2 separate regions of the Homo sapiens genome follow, and region 1 is linked to region 2. A link is a contact called in ENCODE Hi-C or POLR2A ChIA-PET data. All regions are on one chromosome and are shown on one strand. The core of a region is the stretch at or near the end of the contact, and the rest is flanking DNA. Distances in the headings are between cores, read along the strand shown. Region 1 has its middle 300 kb from the start of CSNK1G3. Region 2 has its middle 240 kb from the start of CSNK1G3.

Region 1 (2,991 bases), core at 186-2,685, 58 kb before region 2:
ACTTGATATCCACAAAGAAGACTAATATGGGGAAATCTCACCAAGACTGAAAAAAAAGGAGAGGTTTTATTATGTACTCTTATTTGGTGTGTCTCATAGGATTTTGCACATTTGTCCAATTCTCAAGAACACATTCTTTTGGGGCCAGAATAGAGATAACAGCTATTAAATATTCTTTCATAGGATGAGCCAGATAAAATATATGAAGATTTATAGATACAGATAAAGATATAGAAATATCTGTAATTCAGTCAATAACCAACAATATTTAAAATAGCTGAGCAATACCAGCAGGAAAAGAACGGTGTGAAGGAGTGCTAAGGGAAGGTGCAAGATTGGTAGGGTTTATATGGGGGAGGGGGTGCTGCTTTAATTGGATTTTGTTTTCCATAGCTAATCAGAGAGGTCACATGCAAAATCTTTTCGTAAGTGTTAACCCATGGTCTCCCACCGCAGTAAGCTGGGAAAAAAGAACTACACCTATTTACAATGTGTTTTCCATAAGCAAGGCAAATCTGAAATTGTGAGGTTGGGTACATGGGGCTTTTACATAGGCAGTGAGCCTGCTGTCGGAGCCATCTTCATACCAGCCAAATCAGCCTCAAAGACAAAAAGAGAAAATGGAATGTGAAAAGACAAAAGTGACCAGCCTCTCAGCTCCCAAAGGGACCCTCCAAATAGCACAGCAACGGCAGCACTGTAACCTTCCTTGGCTGTCACAGGATCCTGTGAATAAAGAAAGTGACAAGCAAAACTAATTTGAGGCGGCAGTTGATGAACATTTGCCCATGTAAAAGCCACCACCAAGTGTTTCCTTTCCCAAGGACCTTAGAAAAAAAAAAAAAAACTAGGGTTCACTACCGGCTTCCTGTTTATTAGTGGGACTCAAAATGCAGAATATAAATGCATGTGCTGTCACACACGCATACACACACACACATTGTGAAATGGAGCGCTATCTTAACTCTGACATTTTATGTCTTTTCTGTATATGTAAGTGATATATAATACACGCATACATAAGTTAAAATGCCAAATTGGAAAGAGTCTGCTCAATCATGTCTTATGACATGATACTTCCTGGGAATAAAGCTTTCAGAATGTGACAATCAGACACGGTAATTAAAAATTAATACTGAAGCAGGTGTAGCAATATTTAGCATGTGTGCAGTGGAAGGTTGTAGAAGAGGTCAGTCACATGGTCTGCAAAATAGTCCAACTCTGTTGAAATCCCCGGCCCTAACCTCACCCTTTGCTTTGAAAATAATTCTTTAGCTGGTCAGCAGCATCTCAGTGTTTTCACTGACTTCAGAGGCAAAAGGCAAACATTTGCAGACACACCCTTGTCCCTCCATGAGGCCTGCAGTCCTTTCAGCTTTCTTTCCTGCTTCGCACATGAAAGAATGCCACCAGTCATATGACCCGATAATGACTGACTTCCATGCCACCCTCATCCAAGCAGAGTGACACCGGGGTCACAGGAGGTGCTTTTGCTGGGATGACAGCTCTCTGGCCAGTCAACCTCTCTCTTGATTTTTCCAGGACTATTATTTGGAGCAGTAGCAACAGAGCCAGAAAGAGAGAAAGAGACTTCAGATGATAAAAAAGTAATAATAATAACGAGAGTTATCAGGGAGAGAGAGAGAGAAAATAAAAGAGAGAGAGGAGGAAGCTGCTTCTATCTGAAATGTTCAGACATGCTGAAGTAATCATCCTGGCAACATGTTAGCAAAACATTAGAAACACTTTAGTAAGCAAATAATTTAATTACAGCCTTCTCGGAGGCAGTTTATATTGCTTGACCCCTGACCTCTTATATTGCTGTACCTAAACTCAGCCCGGAATTCACACTTCCTATTCTTGTCACAGAATCTCTCCATCTTGTACCATTTAATATAGTGTGCTCCAGGTGTTCTGTGGTGAATGAATAGTTATATTACTACCTGTCAGACACAATCACACTCTATTCATCATTCTCGCCTGGCTGCATGAGGCCCAGCTTCCAGCAGGCTCCCTCTCTATTTCCTTGTTCAAACGTCTGCGGTGCTTTTGGCCCATCTGTCAAGCCTGTCATTTAGAGGGAAAACAGTATCAGCGCTTTAAATATATGGAGTTCTCTATTGAAACAGTGCTGTGATTGAACTGTCAGCATTCTCAGTATCACAGACAGTAATTCATGACTGGTCAGGTCTCCACTGAGGTTGCTATTACTACGGTGACCCTGAAGGGTCACGCTGAGGGTTTTTGCTTTACAGTTTGGTCTATAAATAGTGCAATTAACCTTTCAAGAATTACAAAATGCTCTTGAATTCTCTTTATATTTGCTTCGTGCTTGCATAGTTTAAAGCAAGAGGAAGAAGAAAGAGAAAAAAAACTCTACAAAATTGCTGAAATATGTGCCATATGAGTAGAAATATACATATATATATATATATTGTTTTGAGAGTGAGCACTTCAAATGCATGAATATATTTTAAGCCATCGTTTGCTGTTTTGGAGCAAGATAACATATGCTGAGATTTCTGCTGAAATTAAAAGGTTTCTGAATCCGAAATAAAATATGATGGATGTGAATGAAAGGACTTCTGTTCATCCTTATGGAAAGGAAGTGAAGGTTTTCAGTTCTCCAAATTGTTACCTTTCAAAAACAGAGGGTTTCTCACTGTTTCCAGCCCCAATTTCTCAAGCAAAACACCTGCATTCCCAACTAAGCCCAGGGAAAACACTCTCAGGAGCCAAATGCTATCTCTAATCTTAGAACACAATCCCCAAAAGAAATAGAATGTTGGATGCTGATCAGGCCTCTGATGACTCCCTTGCATTTGAAAGCCTCACAGCACAGAAAGAGATTTTTCTGGTTTATTCTTGAGGAAATCAAAGCACTTTCTAAGGAAGCACGGAAGGTCAGAAGCAGAGCCTAAAATAGAAACCCAAATTCCAAATCTCAGCTTTCTGTAAAGTCAAGTCTATCAGGTCACCGCCTCCCCTTCC
Region 2 (3,176 bases), core at 222-2,721:
TCACTAACTGCTAACAGAATGTGCAAGCATATGTCCTGCATATCTCTTTGAAAATGAGACCATTTCATAGCTAATTCATGACAATAAAAAGTGATGCTTTCTTACACAAAGTGGAGCGTTTCTTGCTGTATGCCATTTCAATTAAGGCATACGAGTTTGAATCAAAACAAAGTGAATTATTAGCAGGTATAATCTTTACCCTTTTTAAGCCTTCACAATATAAATGATATTAATATGTAAAATATATAAAGAACTACAGTCACAATTACATGTCCTTATGAAAATGTAAGATTTAAAGATATGAAACAAAATTTGAAGTTATATTTAACCAAGATTAAATAATATACAAGTTAAATACATATGATTTTGCTATCTGAAAGCATTCCTGAAAGTTAACAACATAAATTACAGATTTTCGTCTAGAAAATAATCTTCCTTAGAGTCAGTTAATAGTTTATAGAAAGAGAAAAGGAAGGAAGGAAGGAAGGAAGGAAGGGAGGGAGGGAGGGAAGGAGGGGAGGGGAGGGGAGAGGAGAGGGGAGGGGAGGGGAGAATGGAGGGGAGGGGAGAATGGAGGGGAGGGGAGAATGGAGGGGAGGGGAGAATGGAGGGGAGGGGAGGGGAGGGGAGAGAAGGGAGACGGGAATTTTATTATACAGAGCTATTCTAATTATTATTTTCTTCTTAAAGGTATATTTTGAGAAAGTGCAAGACTATAAAACACATATGAATAAATTATACAAATCATAAATGGCACCATATAAAGTAAAAGGGATATTACCATATAAGGACTGCATAGCTGTTCCCATATGGAATGCACAGGGAATATTATTGACAAATCCAGAACAGCCATATGTAACGCTCAGTGGCACTTCCAAATATAAAATACAAATACAATATGTAATACACTTACAGTATGTTGCATACCAAATGATCAAGCAATTTACCAAAGATTAGCATTTAAGAAACAAATACTACTACAAATAACATATGCACCTATTAATGATTTATTTTTACATTGGTGGTATTCATCAGATTTATCTTATGTTAAAAAGAAGTTTTCAGGGAATTTTCTGGCCCAAGGCTCTTTGTGGTAAACTAAAGGAAAATTATAGAACCATCTTGCCAAAAGAAACTTTAGAGATCATGCAGTCTTACTTTTAAGTGGGAAAATTGAAGCCCAGAAATGTTAAGTTGCTTGCTCAAGATTACAAAGCCCATTCATGGCAGAATTCCAGATCTCCTGGCTCTCAGACCAGACCCCAAATTAAAGCTATCCTAATTAGCTCCTTTTTACTGACAACACATATATATTTTAAAATCTTCATTGTCTGCTCTGTTGTCCAGTACAACAATCATCTGCAGAAACACGCAACTCTGGGTCTGACAGTGTAACACCACCATTCATTCCCAGTGTGATTTCATTGACTCTGACTCACACTTCCCTGGGATTTGCTGGGGAACAGAAGGAGATGTTGACCTCAATAAAAAAACAGCCATGACTCCATGAAAGTCATAACAGAGCCTAAAACTGTTTAATCCTGAAATAGGCGCCACAGAGAACGCCTTTGAAGAGGAGGTTTTGTTCTTCCTCCACAGCGCTTTAAGAAACACATTGAACGTGAGCCAAAGCCTCCTCTCCTCTACCATCAGCCATAACTGGAAGGCAAAAGGAAAAGGCCTGAAAATTAAAGCAGAATATGTGGCTCTCAACTGTACATTTCAATATTTTGTAACTTTCCACCCCTTCTCCCACCACTTCAGAGAAGAGCCTCCCCAACTCTACCCACTGTGGAAAACTGTTAAATCACTCAAGTGAAGTTCCAGATATATACCTAGAAATAAAATAACAACTTTAAGAAAATCTGGCCAATCACTAAACATGTATTTTCCCCCAACAGGACCTTGAGAACTCTCTGAATACTTAAATGTTAAACATCTAGACAGGTTCTAGTAAATTAAAAGAGTGCAATCACCGTTTCTCCCTGAATATCATCTTTTTCATTTCAAGGCAGACACAGTTCTAGCCTAAAAATTCCCTCGAAACCAGGATTATAATAGGAATTCAGTGTGTTTCAACTTGAAAAAATCATGCCAGAAAAATCATGTTTTCTTTGAGGGAGGGGTTCAGGGAGAGATTTAATTTTTTAATTACCAAAACAAGAAATTTTTGTTAGTCCTGGAAGTGCTTAGTCTTCTGTGGATTACTGAAATTGGGGATCCCTTATAAAACTAAGAGGATTTGTTAGTAAGTTTTAAAATCATTCCCCAACCATCAAATTTAATAATTCCACATTCAGCATTGTTCACAAGGTTCTGAGCACTGTAATTAACTAGACATAGAAAAGGACTCTGCTCCCAGATCAATCACTCTAATTCCTTCCCTGGCTCAGTAAATCCCCACTCTCCCATCTATCCAATTATAGTGAAAATTATCCTGTGTTATTTTAACTTTCAACACATTTCTAAATACATTAAATGTATTACATAGAAATATCTTTTTTTTTTTTTTTTTGCGACGGAGTTTCGCTCTGTCACCAGGCTGGAGTGCAGTAGCGCAATCTTGGCTCACTGCAATCTCCTCCTCTCAGGTTTAACGGATTATCCTACCCCAGCCTCCCAAGTAGCTGGGACTACAGGTGCGCATCACCATGCCCGGCTAAGTTTTGTATTTTTAGTAGAGACGGGGCTTCACCATGCTGGCCAGGCTGGTCTTGATCTCCTGACCTCGCGATCCGCCCACCTCGGACTCCCAAAGTGCTAGGATTACAGGCGTGAGCCACTGTGCCTGGCCAGAAATATCTGTATGAACCAAGCTGTTTATTAGCCATGTTTTCTTTTATTATTAGTTTCCTTAAAAAAAATCAATAAACCTGGATGTGTAGAAATTATATGACTAAAATATGTGCCAAACTTATCACTAATACAATGCAATAGCTACACAAACCAAATTTAATACTGAGATACTAGTCAGTTCACACAACAGGGGCAAAGCAAAAAGGCACTGCAGTCTAGGCACAGAGTTTTCACTGACCACTGATAGCTTGTTATGTCTCTTTTTGACATGGTATGTGATGTTACACTCTGGATTCTTTAAAATCAAAGTCTACAAGATGACAGTGAGTTTATGGGTCTGGGTTCAGCCACTTCGAATGCAGCAGGACAAGTGACATATG

The links. A loop is a pair of places that touch in the nucleus more often than their neighbours do. ChIA-PET counts read pairs that join two places held with the same protein, here RNA polymerase II (POLR2A). Pooled maps may share reads with other maps.
Region 1: a map of cardiac septum shows a loop between it and region 2 (5-fold over the local background). The contact joins two enhancer-like sites. A Hi-C loop is called at or near these places in 5 of 168 maps with a recorded cell type or tissue (Right ventricle myocardium inferior, cardiac septum, heart left ventricle and 2 more) and 5 of 50 pooled maps. POLR2A ChIA-PET finds 5 or more read pairs at or near these places in 1 of 52 experiments (AG04449).

Annotation. Positions count from the first base shown.
Region 1 is chr5:123,808,800-123,811,790 of GRCh38, reverse strand. No RefSeq gene overlaps it. Among named protein-coding and RNA genes, the nearest start is that of CSNK1G3, 300 kb to the right of the region's middle. Within about 2 kb of position 1,435, at least 4 of the 41 ENCODE cell types and tissues checked have a DNase peak (open chromatin) inside an H3K27ac peak, as active enhancers do.
Region 2 is chr5:123,751,051-123,754,226 of GRCh38, reverse strand. No RefSeq gene overlaps it. Among named protein-coding and RNA genes, the nearest start is that of CSNK1G3, 240 kb to the right of the region's middle. Within about 2 kb of position 1,471, at least 2 of the 41 ENCODE cell types and tissues checked have a DNase peak (open chromatin) inside an H3K27ac peak, as active enhancers do.